Linked DNA regions of Mus musculus: region 2 is linked to region 1. The links are chromatin contacts, found by POLR2A ChIA-PET in ENCODE. All regions are on one chromosome and are shown on one strand. Each heading gives the region's core, a stretch centred on a gene start or an enhancer-like site at or near the end of the contact. The rest is flanking DNA. Distances are from core to core; before and after follow the strand shown.

The links. ChIA-PET counts read pairs that join two places held with the same protein, here RNA polymerase II (POLR2A).
Region 2: POLR2A ChIA-PET joins it to region 1 with 16 read pairs in embryonic stem cell. The contact joins the promoter of Upf1 here to the promoter of Slc25a42 in region 1. POLR2A ChIA-PET finds 5 or more read pairs at or near these places in 3 of 5 experiments (Patski and embryonic stem cell).

Annotation. Positions count from the first base shown.
Region 1 is chr8:70,210,955-70,213,799 of GRCm38, reverse strand. It overlaps Slc25a42 (solute carrier family 25, member 42), which reads left to right and starts at 1,519. Exons shown (of 8, transcript NM_001007570.2): 1 at 1,519-1,572.
Region 2 is chr8:70,351,821-70,354,599 of GRCm38, reverse strand. Upf1 (UPF1 regulator of nonsense transcripts homolog (yeast)) reads left to right here and starts at 1,321. Exons shown (of 24, transcript NM_030680.3): 1 at 1,321-1,822. The coding sequence starts at 1,607.

The sequences.
Region 1 (2,845 bases), core at 270-2,769:
AGGCAGTTAGATCACTGTGTTTTTGAGGCACGTCTAGTCTACATAGTGAGTTCCAGGACAACCCGGGCTCCATAGTGAGACACTGTCTCAAAACAAAAACAAATAAAACAAATGTATTTTCCCCACTTTCAATGTTGATTGATGTCTGGTTTTTAGGAAGAGACATCCCATGTACACAAGCTTGCTTTAATTAATTGCTTGCTTTAATTTTCTTGGCCATGATTTGGGTCGGTGGTCTTTCTCCTTGAATCTGTAGGATTAACATTTACCCATTGAGCCATCTTGCTGGCTCCTTCTGTTTCCACAAAGGGGTCAGGGAGGCAAGATTGAACCTAAGGATTGCTCTGTCCAAGGCTTGAGCAGACTGAGTAACTCAGGTCACTCCGTTCCCCACTGTCTTACTACCCTTTCTGAGGGGGTTCAGAGCTTCAATATACAAATTGAACAGCTAAAGTGCTCTGTAACCTTGGTCAAAGAGCTTGACCTCTCTGTGTTCCCTTTGACATGTGGTTGTATTTATTGTTTGGTTAATTCACCAGTTACCACAAACACAGGGATGTCATAAGATCTCGTAAAGGATAAAGCTTGGACCCAGAGACGTCACTTTCTGAAAGTCAGATCACGTCAGCAGGATTGCACTTTTGCTTCCCATGTTTTGCACATGAACTCAAGTAGCAGAGGAAGGCTGAGTGATCTGAGTTTCTGCCCTTTGTATCATCGGCAGGGGAACAGTAAAGGAGGGACGGGCTGAGAATTAACCAAGAGTGTTTCAACTGTCAAAGTCTAAATTCAGGAAAGAGTAAAGCTTCTGAGCGCCATGGGAACCTGAGGAGTCTGCGCGGAACATACTAGATCATCCAGGGCAGACAAGATAGTTATGGTCTGTACCTAGCGCGCCCACCCCTGGAAGATGCACCGCCTACAGCTTCTGCGATTGGTCCCAGGACCTGTACATCTTTAGTGTCGCAGTCAATCATCGTTGCCCTCCGGGCTACACCCTCCGATCCTCGAGCTTCGCCCTTGCCCAGCGCGCCAGCTTACTCAGAGCGCTGACCTTGCTCTTCAGCGATTGGCTAAGAGGGCTGTTTCCAGGCCCCGCCCCCTCCCTTCAGTTATTGGCCCAAAGCGTTGCTTGTTTTCTGCAGAATCCAATCCTCGCTTCTGTCTCCTTGTGCCCCGAATTCTCAGAAACCAAGAGCCGCCTTTCCTCTTAGCTCCGCCTATACCCCTTGGCAATTGGCCGGAAGCTCTGCCCATTTTCTGCGGGTTCCAATTCTTGAACGCCCCCCACCAGGCCTCTCCGCCTTGTACCCGGTGTAGAACGCTCAGAAGAACCAGGGCCGCCCCTCCATGTAGCCTCGCCCCTTCCTTTAGCGATTGGTTAAAAAGGATGCCCGTCTGTGCCATGCTTACCAATTCTTGCCGTCTCCAGCGCTGATTGGACAGGGCGTGACCAATGGCGGCAGGGCCTGGGCCCCTCCCGGCCTCGAGCTTAGGGCCCGCGCGAGGCGGGGCTGCAGCGGCTGAGGCGGCTGAGGCAGTAGCGGCAGCAGCGGCGACGCGTCCGGGCAGGTGAGCGCGACCCAAGGAGTGCAGGCGCCAAGGGGCGACGCGGGGTGGCGGGGTTCTCGCGGCCCGGGCTGGGAGGAAGCGCGGCATGGGGCCGTTTCGTTGTGACAGCAGTGTCGCGAGCGTGGAGAGGTGACAGATCCCCTCACACACCCTGTGTTTCGCGCGTCCTCGGGGTCCCCACGGCCAGGCCGAACCCTAATTTCACACCGAGCTGCCCTGAGAGTGACAACCCCTGTGAGGCCAAGGTGGCCGCTTACGCACCCAACATGCGTGCCTCGCAGACCTGATCTTCCTCAGCCCGCTGCGTGTCCTTCCTTTGGAACCCGGGTGGACGCTTCGGGTGCAAGCTTCGGGTGCCACCCGGACGCGGCTGCTACACACGTGCACCTGCGTGCCTCTCCCCGTCCCTGTCGCGCAACCATCGCTTCACTCCCAAAGCAAAGTCCACCTAACTTGTGGTTTTAAATTTTTTATTTTCGTCCCCCGTGTAGTGCGAGTGGTGGCTTGGTTTTGGAAACCGTGTTTCACTGTGTAGAGCCAGCTGGTCTGGAACTCACAGAGATCTCCCTGCCCCTGCCTCCCAAGTGCCAGGATTAAAAGTGTGGGGTACCACCTGGTCTGTTATTGCTTTAACAGGGCTTTTAAATTTATTTCTAGCATTTCATTTTATTGTATTTATTTATTGATTAGTTTTGGAGTCAAAGTCTTGCACTGTAACCCAGGTTGTCCTTGAACTTTTATAAAGAGTGCTTGAGGTCAGGTGAGATGGCTCAGCAAACTGAGTTTTTGGGAACTGCCAAAAGTTGTCCTCTGATCTCTACATGGGCTCTGTGGCACACACGTAAATACACACACACACACACACACACACACACACACCACAATATGTATATGTATATGCATATAAAATCACTTCTTGACACAGCATGATGTTATGAGTCATCTGTGCACTGAACAGGTAGAGGTAGGATCAGAAGTTCAAGGTTACCTTGGCTACACACAGTGAATTTGAGTAGCCTGGTCTGTTTAAGACCTTGTTTCACAAAAAGAAAGGAAAGAAAACTAATGAGCAAACAGTGCATAGACGGGAGTGGAGTTGGTAGAGTGCTTGTTTGAAGTTGGGGGTTCCATTCCTAGCACCAGAGAAACCAGGTGTGGGGGTACACACTTATCATCTCAGCAGGGGGATCTGGAGTTCATGTCCAGCCTGGGCTACTCAGAGGCCCTGTCTCAAAGACCAATAACAAACAAAAATCTCAGGGCTGGACAGCTT
Region 2 (2,779 bases), core at 72-2,571, 140 kb before region 1:
TCTGTCTCCATCTCCAGAGTCCTGGGAGACTGCGCCTCTACACTCAGCATCTGTTTTTGTGTGTTTTGAGATGATGTAATGTTGGGTGTCCTGAACTTCGCTCTGTAGACAAGGCTGGCCTCAGAGTTACAGAGATCTCCCTGCCTTCGACTCCTGAGTGCTTGGATTTTAAGGAGTGTCCTTACTGGGAGATCCACCCAAGCAGAGGCAGCCACCCTCCTGGGTTTTTCCCTCGCAATAAATCTCGTGTTAGGTTTGTTGTGTGCTGTGACTTTGTTCTATTTCTTGGCTCCCAATTGCCAGGATCTTTTGGAGCACAGCTGAAACACTTTGGGGAACCACCTCCACCCCTCCCCCTGCCCAAGCAGAGCAGATACACTTCTGTGGGGGGAATGCCTTTCCCTTCAGAGCTGCAACACTTACACTTCCTCCACTGAAGAGTGGGAAGGAAACCCAGGGAGGAGTGTTTCTCTAAGTCTCGCAGCTGGCTGTGGATGCTCATCAGTTGGTAGCTTCTGCCTAGCACACAAGAGCCCTTAGTTCCGTGGTCAACATTGCATGTACACCTGTCACCCCACCACCAGGCACTTTGAGGCAGGAGGATTCCCCCGAATTCCAAACCAACCATGGTTACAGTGTGAGACCCTCAATCAAAACCAAAACAGGCCGGAGAAATGGCTCAGAGTTGTGCACCCAGCGCTTACAAGAGGAGCTCACATCCATTCATAACTAGTTCTAGGGGACCTGACCCCTTCTCAGCGATTCCCAGGCTAGCTCGGACCAGTGCGACTTGATCGCAAGACAAAAGAAGCATTTATCTTCACAGGCTTCAGGAGTGCTCGGGGTAGCAGTGACTACCATTTGGCAGAGTCCCCGCTCCCTACTCATTTATTCAATCGATGAATACTGAGAATGGCCACGAGCCAAGTGACAGACGGGGTAACTAAGGTTCAAGGAGTGCAGGTGCGTGGTCCCCGTGCCACAGGCTCCACACCCAAAACCTTCTGGAGAGAGCCTCAATCAGCACCTAACGAACATCCAGCCCTGAAGCCCGGAGGTGAGGACGTCGCATGCGCGCATGCGCACCGCTAGGCAGCAGTTGGGGCGGGGCCAAGTTCGCGAGCCCAGGTCCTTTAGGCGGTTGAAGGCCCGCCTCTTCGCGCAGGCGCACGGCGAGTTCCGCCCTCCCGCTTAGCTCCCAGTGCTCCGGTGCGGTTGGCTACTTTCCGGGAGGAACGCGCGCGCCTGCGCCGGCGTCGGACTCGCGCACGCGCATCTGTGCCGGCGTCCGGCTCGCGCACGCGCACCGCAGCGGTGGCGGCGACGGCGGTTCCTGTCCAGGGGTCTGAGAGCGGCGGTCGGCTTTGAGGCGAGCAGCGTTACGGAGGGGCGCGGCGGCGGCGGCGGCGGCGGCGGCGGCGGCGGCGGCGGCGGCAACTCAGAGCTCAGAACCGGCGGCCCGGCTCTGCTTTCGGAGGCCGACTCGGAGCCCGCCCGGCTCTCAGGGCGGCGGCAGCGGCTACTCCGGATTACGGCCTAGGCCTAGCCGAAGCCTCGGGCTCGAGTGCGGTGAGGCGCCCGCTGAAGGCGCGGCCCGGGCGGCAGGATGAGTGTGGAGGCGTACGGCCCCAGCTCGCAAACACTCACCTTCTTGGACACTGAGGAGGCCGAGCTGCTCGGCGCCGACACCCAGGGCTCCGAGTTCGAATTCACCGACTTCACCCTTCCCAGCCAGACGCAGACGCCCCCCGGCGGCCCCGGCGGCGCGGGAGGCCCGGGCGGAGCGGGCGCAGGCGGCGCGGCCGGCCAGCTCGACGCACAAGTGAGTTGAGCGGCGCATGGCGGCGCCGGAAGCCGGGCGGGCGCGGGAGCTGCGGCGCTAGATCCCAGTTAACCAGCCTTGGGCCCCTGTGAACCTGAGCCAGGTCCCAGTTAGACGGCGCTGGTCCGAGCTACCGGCTTCAGGTCCAGTTAACAAGCCTGGGTAACTGCTTCCTGCTCTGGCTCCTTAAACATTAAGTCCCTATTGGCCAGCTCCAGTTACCCACCCTGGATTCTTGTTTAAACTGCCCAGGTACCCGCCACCTGCCCTAGGTCTCTGGTACCTTATTACCAGATCTGGTTCCCGTTACTTGCCCTTTTCCCAGATCTCTGCTTCCACCCTATTCCAACTACCTCTTCCAGGTCTACCTGCCACAGTCATTGCCACCTGACTCAGGTTCCTGCTACCTGCCCTAGTCCTTGCTGCTCTGGCCCACCCAGCTACCTACCATCTTCTCTGATTCCCAGCCTCTTGTCCCAGCTACTTGCCACCTGTCCTTTTTTCCTCCACCCTGCTAGGCTGGGCAGTGACCTGCATTAGTGTCCCTCCTGTAGCGCAGGATCTGCTCGGCTCAAGGCTTAAGCCAGAGCTTCCCTCACTCCCCTCCTAGGTATGTCTAAGGTGACCTGTCCACAGTTGCTATCCTCTGGACGGACCCACATTGCCCTCCAGGGTCACCTGTTTGGCTAGTCCAACCACCCCATCTCACCCTTTTGCCACTTCATCCACCACCCCCTCCAGCCAGGGTTCAAGTTCAAGTTTGGGTTAGGGGTTCCCTGGAGCAGAGCCAGGGTTTTGTCGCCTCAAGTGGAAATAGCCCACTTTGTGGATGGAGAGGTGACTGCCGGTTTGTTTTTCCTTCTGGGTTGCCTGTTGCTGAAACCGGTGTTATGTAACTCCTAGGCTCTGCTTGGAAAAGTTGGGTTTGAATTTTGTTCCTTACCCACAATGGGTACC